Linked DNA regions of Mus musculus: region 1 is linked to region 2. The links are chromatin loops, found by intact Hi-C in ENCODE. Cell type or tissue: gastrocnemius. All regions are shown on one strand.

Region 1 (8,000 bases), 92 kb before region 2:
TTGTGTGCTAATTGCTTTCTGGATTGGCTCCACCATCTCCCTCCACAGCTTAATGTAACAGTCAATTTGTTTCCTGTGGCAGACGATAGCATTTTCCACGGGCCAAACAAAGTGATTCGGGGGGAAGCTGCGCAGTGGACAGGAAACCTGTTGTGGCTTTTCCCATGGATGCTCTCCTTCTTGCCTTCCACTCCTGCTAGTTCTTTCAGGGGGCAAGATGGCAACTTCGGTGAACTCACCTGGTGGCTGATTACTCAAAAAGTTCCTTCCTGGACAGTTCAAATGACAAGAGGGGCAGGGGACACTACCCTTTAGATCCTCCCAGAACACACTGGTGCAGGACAGACAGACTTTATGGCCACACTCCATGGTCCCTGGGTTCTTGAGGTATTCCTTACAGACAGAACAGCGAGCCTCTGCTTGGAGATCGGCCAGCCCTGCAGCAAGCTCCATTGAGCCCTGAACAAAGGTTGTGGGAGAGGACACACTGCTTCCAGAAGGCCTGACTCTCTGGTCCTCCCTTAGCTCTGGAAGACCGACCAGCTTTTAGCTTCACTGCCTTGTTGATGATGGTCTCTGAAAACTTGCTTAGTCCCTTGTGCCTTAGCACCGGAGTCAGATGGCAGAGTCCAGCCCCCACAGACGACTGTATATCAGAACATTTCAACAAGGCTGTTGCCTTCCCAGCTCAGTGACCTGAAGTCAATAGAAGTAAGGTGCCTCACATCCAAGGAACTAAGTCCTTCCTGTGGGTGACATAAGAGACAGGAGTTTAAAAAGCAGGCTTTGTGATCCCCAGTGCATTAAAGCACCCACATAGGAACCCAGTGCAGATGGGATCAAGTTAAGTCCCTGAGACCCCCATTGTGGAAGGAACCAAATCTTGAAATTTGCCCTTTGACCTCCGTGACGATGCTTATGTACACATACTTGTTCGAGAGCACACACATTCACACATATTCACACATGCGCTAAATGAATATCAATACAAATTGATGAGTGCAAAAATCAATGGGCAAAAATTCAGGGGCTGAAGGTATTTCAATACAGGGAAATACAGGGCACTTCTCCTGCAGAGCTTTAACTCACAATTAAGTTATAAAGCAAAAACAAAACAGCACCACACATGCTGGGAAGTAGTGGCACATGCCTTTAGTACCAGCCCTCAGGAGGCAGAGGCAGGAGGATCTCTATGAGTTTGAGGCCAGCCTGGTCTACAGAGCTAGTTGTGGGATAGCTGAGGCTATACAAAGAAATCATGTCTCAAAAAATCAAAATCAAAACAAAAGGAAAGGCAGCAACACAAGCAGGTAAAATTGCCCAGTGGTTAGAGCTCTGGCTCTTCTTCCGAGGGCCATGGTTCTATAACTCCATTTCTAGGGGGCCGGGCCTTACAGCATCAATGTGTCTTCTCCCACAACCTTTGTTCAGGGCTCAATGGAGCTTGCTGCAGGGCTGGTCGATCTCCAAGCAGAGGCTCGTCGTCCTGCCTGTAAGGAATACTTCAAGAACCCAGGGACCATGGAGTGTGGCCATAAAGTCTGTCTGTCCTGCACGAGTGTGTTCTAGAAGGATCTAAAGGGTAGTGTCTCCTGTCCTTCTTGTCAGTTGAACTGTCTAGAAAGGAAGTTTTTGATCAACCATCAGGTAGTCTGAATTGGGGGGGGGGCGGGGGCAGCAGACACACTTGTGGTACACATACGTACATTCAAGCAAACCACCTATACACATAAAATAAAATGAACAAATTTAACACAACATCAAACAAAACAAAACACAAAATCCAGCATTGTAAGCCAGGCTTAGTGGTGCATTCCTGTAACTGCAGATTTGGGAGGTAGAGACAAGAGGATTGGGGATTAGGCCTTCTAGACCGACCACCAGGTCAGTCTACCCAGTTTTTCATTGCTTCAAAAAAATAAATAAAAATTTAAAACAATAAAAAAATGGTTGTGACCTGCAACCTCTACATTTACATCAGTAGGAAGGTGGAGGCAGGATGATGAGGAATTCAAGACAGCTTTGGCTTGTCTGTGAGTTCCAGGACAGTCTGAAGTATGTGAGGCCCTATCTCAAAGAAGCAAAACCAAGAATCTATAAACAAAAATACCAGTCAGGGCTGGAGAATGGGTTCAGTGTTGGGAACACCAGGGGCCTCTTCTTCCTGAGGACACAGGTTCAATTGTCAACACCAATATGGCAGCTCACAACAGTCTGTAACTCCAACATTTGACACCTTCACACACTCATACATGCAGGCAAAACACCGTGCATGTAAAGTTTAAATTTTTTCTTAAATAAAAATAATCATTAAAACAATAAAAATGACAGATTGGGTATAGGGCCCAGTGGGTAAAAGTGCTTGCACGGCAAGCCAGACCACCTGAGTTCAATCCCCAGCATACAGATGCAGTGCCTGCCATTTATAATCCCACCTCCCAGTGAGATGGAAAGTGAAAGCAGGAGGGTTGGCTAGAGCTTGAGAGTCGGGAAGCCTATAGCACTCTGTGCATCAGAAGAAACAAGAGACCCTGCCTCAGAAAACAATGGGGTGTGTGGAGGCGGGGGTACAGACTGGAGAGATGGCTCAGCAGTTTAGAGTGTAAGACCCCCGAAGCTGGGCCTCCACTCAAGTCCCGGGATGAGCTGGCCAGCACCCCAATGACCTGAGAGAAAACCACACCTGATGCAAACTGCAAGAGGTTTTATTATCAGCTAGCTGAGGACGAAATCCTCGCACTGTGCAGGGCAGGGGAGTTTGACTCTGAGTGGTGACAATAGGGGGCTTTTAACAGCTAGCTGAAGAATTGGGAGGAGTTGGGAGGAGTTGGGAGGGGTTGGGAGGAGTTGGAAGAGTTGGGAGGAGTTGGCAGTGGTTGGGAAGAGTCTGGAGGAGAGTTGGGAGGAGTTGGGAAGAGTTGGGAAGAGTTGGGAGGAGTTGGGAAGAGTTGGGAGGAGTTGGGAGGGGTTGGGAAGAGTTGGGAAGGGTTGGGAGGAATTGGGAGGAGAGTTCTTCTCTGCCCGGATGTCCTTGGTAAAATTACAATTATCGCATCTCTGGCTGTAAGGCACAGAAACAAAAAGGCTTTTTGCTGGCTATAGAGAACAAAGAGCGTCTTTCTGGCTGTATTTTTAGAGATCAGGGAAAACAAGCTTGGGGAACATCCAGGGGCTTTACCTTCCAGGGAGAAACGCTCTAAGTCGGGGTCTCACAAGAGCACTTGCTGTTTTCTGAGGGTTCAATCCTAGCTCTTGAGTGGAAGCAAAAGAGAAGAAAAACAACAAGTGTCACCCCGTTCTAGGGACTCCAACTCCTCCTGGCCTCTGCAGGCCCTAGGCATTTACATGGTGCACTTAAATACATGTGGGCAAAATCCTCACACACATAAACAACGAAAACCCAAACAGCTGAGGTGTTGGGTTAACAAAATGGCTTAACAGCTTAAAGCACTTGTCTTCAAACCTGACAACCTGCGCTTAATCCCTGGGAGCCATGTGGTGGAAGAAGAGAACCCACACTACAAGCGGTCCTCTGATCTGCACACCTGGACCATGGCATGCATGCATTCCCCCCCCCCACACACACACACATAAATTAATAAATACAAATGTTTTAAGGTGGAAGGCAGAGCTGGCTGTGGCAGCCACCTTAAATCCCAGTACTTGGGAGGCAGAGGCAAGCAGATCTCTGACTTTGAGGCCAACCTGGTCTGTAAAGGTAGTTCAGGACAGCCGGGGCTACATAAAGAAACCCTGTCTCAACAAACAAACAAACAAACAAACAAAACAAAAATGTTGGAAGGCAGCTAGGTGTGTCGCACATCTATAATTCCAGCACCGGGTTGGGGTGCGGGGCACAGAGCAGGTTTATCATGGAATCTTTGGTCAGCCAGGTCTACATAATGAGTTTCAGGACAGCTGGGGAGACAGAGAAACCCTGTCTCAAAACCAAAACGAACAACCAAAGGTGAAAGGTAAGAGCCAATTTCCACAAGCTGTCCTCTGACCCTCACATACCCTCCTTTCGCCCACAATCAGAAGAAACTGGAGTTGACTATGACCATGAAATGGGTTGGACTTCAAATTCTCAAGAGCTGCCACTGAGCAATCCAATCTTCCACTGGGACTCCATTTTCTCCAATAGCATCACAGCTGCAGGCAAAGCGTCCAAACACACAGACCTCACATTCAAACTCACATTCAAACCACAACTGCCTATGTAACAATATGGTGAAAAACAATTCATCTCAACCCAGTCATAAATTCTGTCAGAAGCCTCACAGACACAGAGCTCCCACTTTACCTGTTAGAGAAAGCGGGTGGTGCAGCTTACACCAGACACTGCATCCATGCCTACGTGGGCCATTCCTGCTGTGGCTGGTCCTGCCTGCTCAGTTGTGGGCAGCTCCTTGGGAAATTGAGCGAGGCTTGGAACTGCGCATGCCCAATACCCCCTCTTACTTTCTCTGCTTGCTTTGTTCCTGAAGAGCATCAGGTGGCTTCCCTAATTGGCCAATCACTGAATTGCTTCTGGCCACCACCTTCTCCGAGTCTTGCTACAGTGGGTTTGATTTCGAGGGCAGCTGGCCATGTCAAGACATGCAGGCTGTTTTAGAAACTTACTTTCGTTTAGAATGGCCGTTTTCATTAAAAAAAGACAAGTACAACTGGAGAGAGAAGCACTGAATCTTTGTTCTCTGGGCCTTCCAGAGCTTACGGAGTTGTTCCTTTGACTACATAGATGAGGCGGTTCAAAAGAAACGATGTCTCCATGGCAAACGGGAAGGATCTAAACTAGCTAAAATTAAGGGCAGGATTCTTGCCAAGACCTTAGAGTTGAGTATCTAGCCAACACAGCTTCCTAAAACAGGTGAAGGAAAGGGCAGAGAAAAAGGCGAAGCTAAAGAGAAGGTGATTGTGCCCAGGTGCATCACCTCGACCCAGAGACACGCCTTAATGGGCACCAAGGGAAGACTGCGGTCTGCTGGAGCGTATCTATTGCCTTACGACATATCTAGATATAAAAGAACAAAGCAACAACCCCCGACTGTAAAATCAAAAAAAGCTAAACCCATTGTCTCAGAACGAGAGAGAGCTTTGCAGCAAAGCTTCTTCACACAGCCTGGAGGGCAAGGTGAGGTAACTGAACAGGAACCAGCACCTCCCTGGGTAGGTTTCCATCTTCATGGACCAGCAAGTGGGGCAGTCTACCCTTCTGCAGAATTATGACCCACTCCAAAATTCAAATTCACCAGGGTAGATGGATGGTTATGAAATGGTTGGAGAAATTTGAGGGTAAAACGTTTACAAGGCTGAGCAGAGCCTGTAAAATCGTCTTGGCTTCAAGGGAATTGGGTTCTCAAAGGTCTGAAAGAGGTCTTTCGGGGACACTATCAGGAAGTAGGGACATGCCCTACATAGGGAACTCAAAATGCTGAGATGGGCAAGTCAGTGCCTGAGGCTCTTCTGGGCTATATCATCATCGTCATCATCACCATCACCATCATCAAGTAGAGGGCAAGACAGTGAAGTAGCTTAAATGTGATGTGGTGTCTGGAGTTGGAGAAATGGCTTAAGCATTTGCTGCTCTTGCAGAGGACCACATTGGGTTTCCATCACCCACAGGGCAGCTCACGCTAACCATAACTCCAGTTCTGGGGGACCCGATGCCCTCTGTGCTTCCAAAAGTGCTGGAAAGAAAAATGGTTCAGACACACATACAGGCAAAACACTCAAACATATAAAAATAAGTCATTAACACAAAAATTAAACCTTTTTTTTTATTGTTGAAACAAGGTCTTATTGTGTAGACTTGGGTGTCCCAGAAACTGATCTGTGGATCAGACTAACCTTGAACTCAGAGGTCTGTCTGCTTCTACCTCCTGAGTGCTGGGATTAAAAGCACTTATCACCATACCTGGAAATATTTGAGTCTTGAAAGAACCTCTAGAAAAAAAACTGAAAGGAACCATCCAGTGGAAGAAAGACAGCATTTTCAACAATTGGTGCTGGCACAACTGGTTGTTATCGTGTAGAAGAATGCGAATCGATCCATACTTATCTCCTTGTACTAAGGTCAAATCTAAGTGGATCAAGGAACTTCACATAAAACCAGAGACACTGAAACTTATAGAGGAGAAAGTGGGGAAAAGCCTTGAAGATATGGGCACAGGGGAAAAATTCCTGAACAGAACAGCAATGGCTTGTGCTGTAAGATCGAAAATTGACAAATGGGACCTAATGAAACTCCAAAGTTTCTGCAAGGCAAAAGACACCGTCAATAAGACAAAAAGACCACCAACAGATTGGGAAAGGATCTTTACCTATCCTAAATCAGATAGGGGACTAATATCCAACATATATAAAGAACTCAAGAAGGTGGACTTCAGAAAATCAAATAACCCCATTAAAAAATGGGGCTCAGAACTGAACAAAGAATTCTCACCTGAGGAATACCGAATGGCAGAGAAGCACCTGAAAAAATGTTCAACATCCTTAATCATCAGGGAAATGCAAATCAAAACAACCCTGAGATTCCACCTCACACCAGTCAGAATGGCTAAGATCAAAAATTCAGGTGACAGCAGATGCTGGCGTGGATGTGGAGAAAGAGGAACACTCCTCCATTGTTGGTGGGAGTGCAGGCTTGTACAACCACTCTGGAAATCAGTCTGGCGGTTCCTCAGAAAACTGGACATAGTACTACCGGAGGATCCAGCAATACCTCTCCTGGGCATATATCCAGAAGATGCCCCAACTGGTAAGAAGGACACATGCTCCACTATGTTCATAGCAGCCTTATTTATAATAGCCAGAAGCTGGAAAGAACCTAGATGCCCCTCAACAGAGGAATGGATACAGAAAATGTGGTACATCTACACAATGGAGTACTACTCAGCTATTAAAAAGAATGAATTTATGAAATTCCTAGCCAAATGGATGGACCTGGAGGGCATCATCCTGAGTGAGGTAACACATTCACAAAGAAACTCACACAATATGTACTCACTGATAAGTGGATATTAGCCCCAAACCTAGGATACCCAAGATATAAGATATAATTTGCTAAACACATGAAACTCAAGAAGAATGAAGACTGAAGTGTGGACACTATGCCCCTCCTTAGATTTGGGAACAAAACACCCATGGAAGGAGTTACAGAGACAAAGTTTGGAGCTGAGATGAAAGGATGGACCATGTAGAGACTGCCATATCCAGGGATCCACCCCATAATCAGCATCCAAACGCTGACACCATTGCATACACTAGCAAGATTTTATTGAAAGGACCCAGATGTAGCTGTCTCTTGTGAGACTATGCCGGGGCCTAGCAAACACAGAAGTGGATGCTCACAGTCAGCTAATGGATGGATCATAGGGCTCCCAATGGAGGAGCTAGAGAAAGTAGCCAAGGAGCTAAAGGGATCTGCAACCCTATAGGTGGAACAACATTATGAACTAACCAGTACCCCGGAGCTCTTGACTCTAGCTGCATATATATCAAAAGATGGCCTAGTCGGCCATCACTGGAAAGAGAGGCCCATTGTACTTGCAAACTTTATATGCCCCAGTACAGGGGAACACCAGGGCCATAAAGGGGGAGTGGGTGGGCAGGGGAGTGGGGGTGGGTGGATATGGGGGACTTTTGGTATAGCATTGGAAATGTAAATGAGCTAAATACCTAATAAAAAATGAAAAAAAAAAAAACTGAAAGGAATATTTTGATGCCCTTAAAAGATACAAGCAGGGAGTCAGAGGCAGATAGATCTCCGTAAGTTTAAGGCCAGCCTGGTCTACATAGTGAGTAGCCAAGGCTACATAAAACATACCTGTCTCAAAAAAAAAAAAAAACAAAAACAAAAACAAAAACCCTAAAAAGAAGAAGAAGAAGAAGAAGAAGAAGTAGTAGAAGAAGAAGAAGAAGAAGAAGAAGAAGAAGAAGAAGAAGAAGAAAATCCAACCCAAACAAAACAAAACAAAACCAAGTCAAAAAAAAACAAA
Region 2 (8,000 bases):
CTGGTAGTTGAACATGCTCCACTGAATGACCCTACATCCACATATAGGCAATATAGCTAAACTCAGTGGTGAAAGAAAGAAAGAAAAGAAAAGAGAAGAAGTAGAAGAAGAAGAAGAAGAAGAAGAAGAAGAAGAGAGAGAGAGAGAGAGAGAGAGAGAGAGAGAGAGAGAAGGGATGGAGGGAGGGAGGGAGGAAGGAAGGAAGGAAGGAAGAGGAAGACATGAGCTGGGAGAGAGCCTGTTGGAGAGATGTCGGGGAGTTGAAGAGGAAAGCAAGGGATGGATGTGCTCTAAGGATGTTGTACACACATGTGAAATTCTCAAAGTATAAAGTACTATTTTGAAAAGTAATAAGTAAGCTGGGAGTGGTGCACACCATTAATTTCAGTAGTTAGAAGTCAGAGGAAGCAGATCTCTGTGGTGCACAGCATTAATTACAGTAGTTAGAAGGCAGAGGAAGCAGATCTCTGTGAGTTCAAGTCTAACTTGGTTTATGTAGTGAGTTCCAGGCCTGACAGGGTATAGCATCATAAGATCCTGCCTCAACAAATAAATAAATAAAACAAAAATTAAATACATGTGCACATGTGTGCACATGGAGACATACATGCATGTGAACACACACACACACACACACACATACACACACACACACACAGATGTGTATATATAAATACATATACAACCAAGCATTAGTGGTTTTACCTTTATTGCTTCACAAATGTAAACTCAAAATTTTGACTTGGTGTTTGACTTCTGAGACCAAAATTTGATTTCAGTCTTCTGGATTGGATCATAACATGGAGTAAGAGGATAGTGGTCACAGAAAATCAATGTAGAAACAGTCTTGGTTCAAGATACCAGGAAGGCTGTGCCAGCCCCAAGTTTACCACCTCGTAAAGAAAATACATTGTTATCTGGTTAGAGTAAGTGCGGCTTTCCTGTCTGTCAGCCAAGTTCATTTTAAACAGTATAGTTGAAACAATCTGTGAACCAGGAACAAGGCTACATAGGTTCCAATTAGGCTTCCCACTCTGGGTGTCAGCCGTCATCCGAGTATCAATTTAATGGGGGTTTTGAGTTCTAATCGCTGTCTGTTGTGTTTCTACTTGGTTATGTAAACACTGCATGTCTCCGAGACATAATGTATTTCATAGCCAGCACTTCTTAAAGACAAGAACCTATGAGGAAGGTTTGGTTTATGTAAATGAAGAAAATATCTAATAAAAAAAGAATTATCAAACCACTAAAAAAATAAAATAAAACAAATGAACAAACAAACAACCCACACACAAACAAGGGGAGGAGGAGTAGAGATAGCCCAGAATTTAAATGCAATTGCTGTTCTTGTGGGGCAGGGAACCTGGGCTTGGTTTCTAGTTCCCATTCAGGGTCCTAGAACCATCCGTAATTTCAGTTCAAGGGAGTGCAATGCCCCTTTGGACCTTCTCAGGCACCAGGCTTGCATGTGAATACCTACATACATGCTGGAAAAACGTTAATAAACAAAACGTAAAAAATTAAAACAAAACAAATCACCACAAAGACAGACAGGCTTATTGGCTCATGCCTTTAATCTCAGCACTTGGGAGGTAAAGAACACTGAGGGTTCAAAGCCATCCTGGTCTATATAATAAGTTATAGGCCAGTCAAAGCCACATAGTGAGACCTTGTCTCCACCACAAACAAAAACGAAAATCTACAAGCACTGTTTGTTTATGAGTTTATTTTATTCCCTATAAATATGGAAAATGTCCTTGGGATGTGTTTATATATACATGTATAATTTATCATTGATTCTGCATAAATCTTGGTGGGACCTAGGCTACCTAGCATACTAGTTAGATGATACGCCTCTGTCTTAACATTTGCTGTTACAGCTGGGCAGTTCGAGGCCAGCCTGGTCTACAAAGTGAGTTCCAGGTCAGCCAGGGCTACACAGAGAAACCCTGTCTTGAAAAACCAAAACCAAACCCAAAACCAAACCAAACCAAACCAAAAAAATTTTTTTTTGCTGTTACTGCCAAAAACATGATACTGGGTTTAAAATACATTTTTTTGCATGTTTGAGCTTTGATGAAAATTAATTAATTTTTAAGACAGAGTTTTTTGTGTTTCAGGCTAGATCTTGAACTTTTGGTCCTCCTGCTTCTACCTTCAGAGGGCTGGATTAGAGATCTATGCCACTGCACAGAGCGTATGAACTTCTAAGGGCTTCCTATATGCTAGGTAGGCACCACATCAGCTGGGCCTGCAGCCCTAGCAGCGACTAAGCTACATTTTCAGAACCTGAGAAGAAGCTGTTTTAAGACTCCTAATGCTGATCCTTCCCAAATGAACCCTCACGCACGCACGCACGCACGCACGCACGCGCACGCGCACACGCACACGCACGCACGCACGCACACGTGCGCACATCACCCAGCAGACTCATTCTCATACGCAGAGTAGAAATGAAACCAAATCCAGCTGTACAGAAAGATGATTGTGAAGAAAAAAACCAGCATCCAGGAAGCACCCCCCCCCCCCTTTCTTTTTACCTTCATTCCTCTCATTAGGGCTGGTGTAGATGGAAGCCAGAGTAAACAAGGAAAAGATGAAGAAAGCCAGTAAAATGAACGCCACCTCCAAGTTGGTGAATGGTAGCTCCATGGAAGACTAACGGTGTTTTCACCTACAGTAGGAAACAAACATTGGCTTAGAACACGGTGATCCAGTGAACTGCCCAGCAATATTTACTTTAGAATCAAACACATGTGCAGTAAGGCTTTACCCAAATACCCATGTACCCAGCGCAATGTACTTTGCCTTGGTAAAAATGAAGTATGACGAGGTGTGGTGGCACATGGCTGTTATTTCAGTATTAGGGAGGCCAGGGTAGGACAAGTGTGAGCTGAGGCCAGTATAGTCTATAGAGCCAACATTCTGTCTAAGAAACCCAGCCCAGCCCAACCCCCAAACAAGTGTATAAACAAAAGCCAAGACAAGGGAGCTGGAGAGATGACGCAGTGGATAAGAGCACAGGCTTTTCTTACAGATGACCTGGATTTGGTTCCTAGCACGTTCATGGCAACTCACAACTGTCTTTAACGTCATTCTAGGGGATCCCAGGCCCTCTTCTGCCTCCTCAGGCACCAGGTTTGCACATGGTACACATACATACACAGAGACAAAACACTCATACATAAAATCAAGATAAATAAATGTTAAAAAGAAACAGAAAGATTACTATAGTACTAGGGTTGGAGGTAAAAGCACTCGGCAAACATGCACGAGAATCTGAGCTTTGATCCCAGAATCCTTGCAAGAAGCCACATGTTGGGGCTGGAGAGATGGCTCCGTGGTTAAGAGTATGCATTGAGGTGATTCCTAGCATCCACCTAGTGGAGTGACTCTTAATTGCCTGTGACTTCAGCTTCAGGGCCCGACTTTTCTGTCTTTTCCTGTACACACACACACACACACACACACACACACACACACACACACGAACAATTGAAAATAATAAAATCTTAAAAAAAGAAAAAAGCCTAATGTGGCTGTGCACACACCAGCGGTATTGTGGCTATAGACAGGAGGGGCAATGGAGCTTGCTGGTTGACAGTCTATCCCCAGGTGCAGTGAGATGCACTGTAAATGCAGCAGGAGGCAGGTGATAGAGGAGGACTCAGTGTCCTTGATCTGTCAGAGCTCATGCACACACACCTTAGTATACACAGGTGCGTGTGTGCACACACATGTACATACACACACACAAAGCTGCAGTATCTTGCTTGGAACAATTGCTGACTATCTTTTTATGTCTTTTAGACAAGTGCCAACTATTTGAAACACTGCCAAGAGCCTAGAAGAATTTTGAAGACACAGAAAGAGTGGCCACATCTTCCTACCACAACTCACTTCAAGTCCTTCATCTGCTCTGTGAGGAAGTAATTGTCAGTCTCTTTCTTAAGGCCTCAGGTTCCTCTGAGTGTGGTATTCAAATGATCTCAACACATTCTCTAGGTGGAATTCTGGGCTAGGTCTATCTGTCTGCCCGTCTGTCTCTCTGTCTCTGCCTGTTTGTCTGTTCATCCCTCTCCCTCCACCCCTTGTGTGTGTGTATGTGTGTGTGTGCGTGTGCGTGTGTGTGTATGTGTGTGTGTGTGTGTGCATGTGTGTGTGTGTGCATGTGTGTGTGTGTGTATGTGTGTGTATGTGCGTGTGTATGTGTGTGTGTGTGCGTGTGCGTGTGTGTGTGTGTATGTGTGTGTATGTGTGTGTGTGTGTGTATGTGTGTGTGTGCATGTGTGCAAGCCACAGTGTGTGTATGAAGGTCCCAGGACAACTTTGTGGGTTCTGTTCTCTTTTTCCATCTTTCTGTGAGTTCTGGGGATGGAACCCAGGCCATGAGTCTTGGGCAGTGTTTTACTGCTGAGTCATTTCCCTGACCCCTGGTAAGAAAGTGAAGATCGAAGGAAAAATTGTAATTGGGAAATATCACAGGATTCATTTTGAAGGGCATACAGGAGAATGAGGGCTTTTTATTGGCTAAGTGAGGGAGCAGAGGGGACCCCAAGGCTCATTCAAGCGGGAAGGATATGAGGCTCACCACTAAAACCATCTCACAGACTTGTGTGAATTGAGTGTGGAGAATGTCAATCCCACGGTCAGCAGAGAAACACGGTCATGCACATCTTGTAACTTATTAATATTTTGAAATGAGATGGATCACATCTGTTTTTCACGGACTGTGAAGATTGTTAATCCTGCTATGGAGCCCTAGAAACCAGAATTTATTTTGATTGCCACTGTCCAGGAAAACAGAGGAGGCAAGAAAAGAGAAGTCTGGCGCCACCTGCTGGCATCTGCATGCAGGTGGTTAGAGATGGAAGTGACTGAAGGACTGAATTCAGGGATGCCACATGATTGCCTGTGTGATACCACGTACTAGTGTAAAATGACCTTACAGACCCCCCAGCTTCATTCCATGCCTGGAACAACACTCTTGCTTGAGTGTGGTGGTGCAGGACTTTAATCCTAGCTTCAGGAGACAGAGGTAGGTGGATCTCTGTGAGTTCTAGGCCAGCCTGGGCTACAGAGTGAATCCTTGTTTCAAAGTAAACAAACAAACAACCCCCCCACTCCCCCCAAAAAAAAGCAAAACCCTGAAACAAAAGCAAAATAAAAACCCACTTTAGCTTGTTTGTTTTGAGTCAGGGTCGTGTCACATAGCCCAGGCCCGCCTTTAACTGGTTATGTTTGTCCTGCCCCAGCTTTCCCCGTGCTAGGTTTGTGCTTCCATGCCTGGCTTTATATAACCTTCTACTTGTCTATCTATTTGCTTACTTAGTGGCTAGGGGGCTGAACCTTGTGTCTATTGGGCAGGTGCTTTACAGCTGAGTTGTAGCCTTAGGTGAAACACTGATGTTAGTGTAGGCGTTCAGGATGGAGGGAATCACGGATGTTTTCTGGACATAGGTCACATACAGTGGGCTCTTTCTGTGCCAGCATCCCTCAGGCTGTCATTCTAGTAACAATACACAAAAGTAGCATTGTTTCTGTTGAGAAGGGAAAATCTGGGTGAAAAGACACAGTAGGTGGGTGATACTGTCAGACGCTTTTGACTTCTCAAGGAGGAACCTTTAGGTCTGTTGGAGGTTTGAGGGCAAAGAGCCCATGAACAGGCACTCTCTACCACCATGACCTTAATTCCACAAAAGAAGCTCTTACCACCATCATCTGGATGTGAGAACTAGTCAACATGTATTGTCTTCAGGCTGGGGGGGGGGGGAGGCACAGTTCAGTGGTAGAATGTATAGTTAGCATACCTGCTGTCCTGGGTTCAGTTTCCAGTGTGTTTATTCACACACACCCTACATACACACATAAACACATATCATAACACCCACACACCATACCACTTACATACACAAACACATACATTCACATATGTCACATGCATGTTCCATATACACACAATAAACATATATCACACATACAACACACATACCACACATACACACACATCATATATACATCACACACTACATACACCACATACACATGCCACATACAAATACATAAACACACACCCCATACACATACTACATACACACACCACAATATATATATATACCTACTACACACACGTACACTCACGCACTCCACATACCACATATACCACATATACATTCCACATACACAGGATAAAATATACCATACACTCATACCACACACATATACATACCACATATACACACAAAAACACATACCACACCACACACATATATACACAAACACACCACATGCACACACACACACACACACACACACACACACACTGTATTATTTCTGGTGTTTCCTTATCATTCCACATTTTTGAAATTCTTTTAGGCACACTTGAAAAACAGTGGCTTTTTTTTTCTTGGATTGCGTACCACCCACACTGGTTCTGTGGAATCTTTAGTTTTCTCTTTTCTCTTTTGCAAAGTAGTAAGGAAACTTGATGCAAAAGCAAAGCAGTATGGGTCAGACACGCCCGGAGGAGGGCGGGGCTTCTTAGGAGTGCTCAAGGGCCTGTGCCCATGTGCCCATCTTATCAGTCTCCTTGCTTACTAGAGAAACACATGCCTTTACACAGTTTGCAAATCAGGATACTTGATGCAGAATGAACCACGAGTTCCCTGCAGCTTCTCTTAAGGGTGAGGGCTACCTGCGTATTTAGTAATAGAAGACTAGCTTGGGCTACAAGAGCACTTGACAAGCCAAACCAACTTCTCCACCACCCTACTTTACTGGCCTTAAGAACTGATCCACTAGATTTTGTTATTTGTCTGTCCAGCCCCACAAACAGCTCTCTGTTGTTCACCTCCATGTTGGGAGGGCTTAAAAAAATGACTTCTTTGTAGCAAAAATTTCTTTCTTTGTCTCTTCTTTTGAGATAGCATCTCATGTAGCCCAGGCTGGCCTCAAGCTTTCTATATAGGGCGTATGACCTTGAACTGCGGATTCTCCTGCCTCCATTCCCTGGGTGCTGTCTGTGGTCATGGTCTACACAACTATATTTGGTGTGTGGGACTCTGGAGCTCAAATCCTGGTCACACTATCCACTGAGCTACATACACAGCCTATAATAAATAATTCTTTGAGTATTCCTTGATTTGATTGGTCATCGATGAAAGAAGTCCAGGGACATGCAACTCAGTGTAAAAATCTGAATTTCACGGGGATGGAAAATGTGTGCTGTAGATATGTCCAGAAATGTCAGCAAGATCAGGCAGTCAGTGGCCTGTTAGCACCTCAGCCAGAGAATAAGACAGAAATTTGGAAAAGGCCTCACAGTTTCAACAGTACCGGTGATGTGCAGGGAGGGCTTGGCTCTCCTTCCCACCCTTGTCCTCTCATCAGAGGGAGTGCCCTTCTCCTTTGGCACTCTCCTGTTCTCTCTGCCTCTCTCTGATGTCCAGCAGATCCTTCTTGTCCTTCTTTGTGTGAGGGCTGTGTGTATGCACTGAGGGCTGGAGTCCCTGGTAAAATGAATGCCTTCACCTGAAGAAGACATCTGCCAGAGTTCAAATAAAGGGCTCGTTCACAACCCAGGGCAAATAAGTAAACTTTCTGGTTACCAAGGAATAGTTTTGGTATTGGAATTCTAATGGTTGGCTACCTCAAAAAATGACCAACACCCCTTGCCCTCAATCCCATGTGACACTACTCCCCCTTCTTCTCCCTACACACCCCCACCTCTCACTTTGAGACAAGGTTTCTCTGTGCAGCCCTGGCTGTCCTACCCCTGTCTCTGCCTCCTACTGCCCAGCCCTCTTCCTCAGCTTCAAGGGTCTTGGGAAGGAAGTTGTATTGTGCACAGATATTCCCACAGACTTTGGTTAAAGCAGAGACTGGCACTAACCCATTACATAACACAGTTATCTCCAATGTCATGCAATCATTGAATTGTCTCTTAGAGATTTTATCAATACACTTCTTGTGCTTGAGTTTCCCTAGTGACCAGGGATTCC

What was found. Hi-C counts contacts between places; a loop is a spot of excess contacts. Peaks named below come from ENCODE experiments on the same cell type or tissue, not always from the same donor. Only the 100,000 strongest peaks of a DNase experiment are listed, where the experiment ranks them.
Region 1: a loop joins it to region 2, with 5 times the contacts of the local background. A loop is called at or near these places in 21 of 42 quality-filtered maps.

What each region holds. Positions count from the first base shown.
Region 1 is chr8:65,014,155-65,022,154 of GRCm38, forward strand. Trim60 (tripartite motif-containing 60) reads right to left here and starts at 4,534. Exons shown (of 2, transcript NM_153097.2): 1 at 4,304-4,534. It overlaps Trim61 (tripartite motif-containing 61), which reads right to left and starts at 4,534. Exons shown (of 2, transcript NM_001177551.1): 1 at 4,304-4,534; 2 at 1-746. The coding sequence starts at 453. In gastrocnemius, no CTCF peak of the experiment used is centred here; no DNase peak of the experiment used is centred here.
Region 2 is chr8:65,105,766-65,113,765 of GRCm38, forward strand. It overlaps Smim31 (small integral membrane protein 31), which reads right to left. Exons shown (of 3, transcript NM_001352886.1): 2 at 2,541-2,674. The coding sequence starts at 2,652. Gm39184 (a long non-coding RNA gene) reads left to right here. Exons shown (of 3, transcript XR_870474.2): 3 at 3,811-4,101. Among named protein-coding and RNA genes, the nearest start is that of Gm39184, 5.6 kb to the left of the region's middle. In gastrocnemius, a CTCF peak has its summit at 4,838 (motif pointing left); a DNase peak (open chromatin) is centred at 4,838.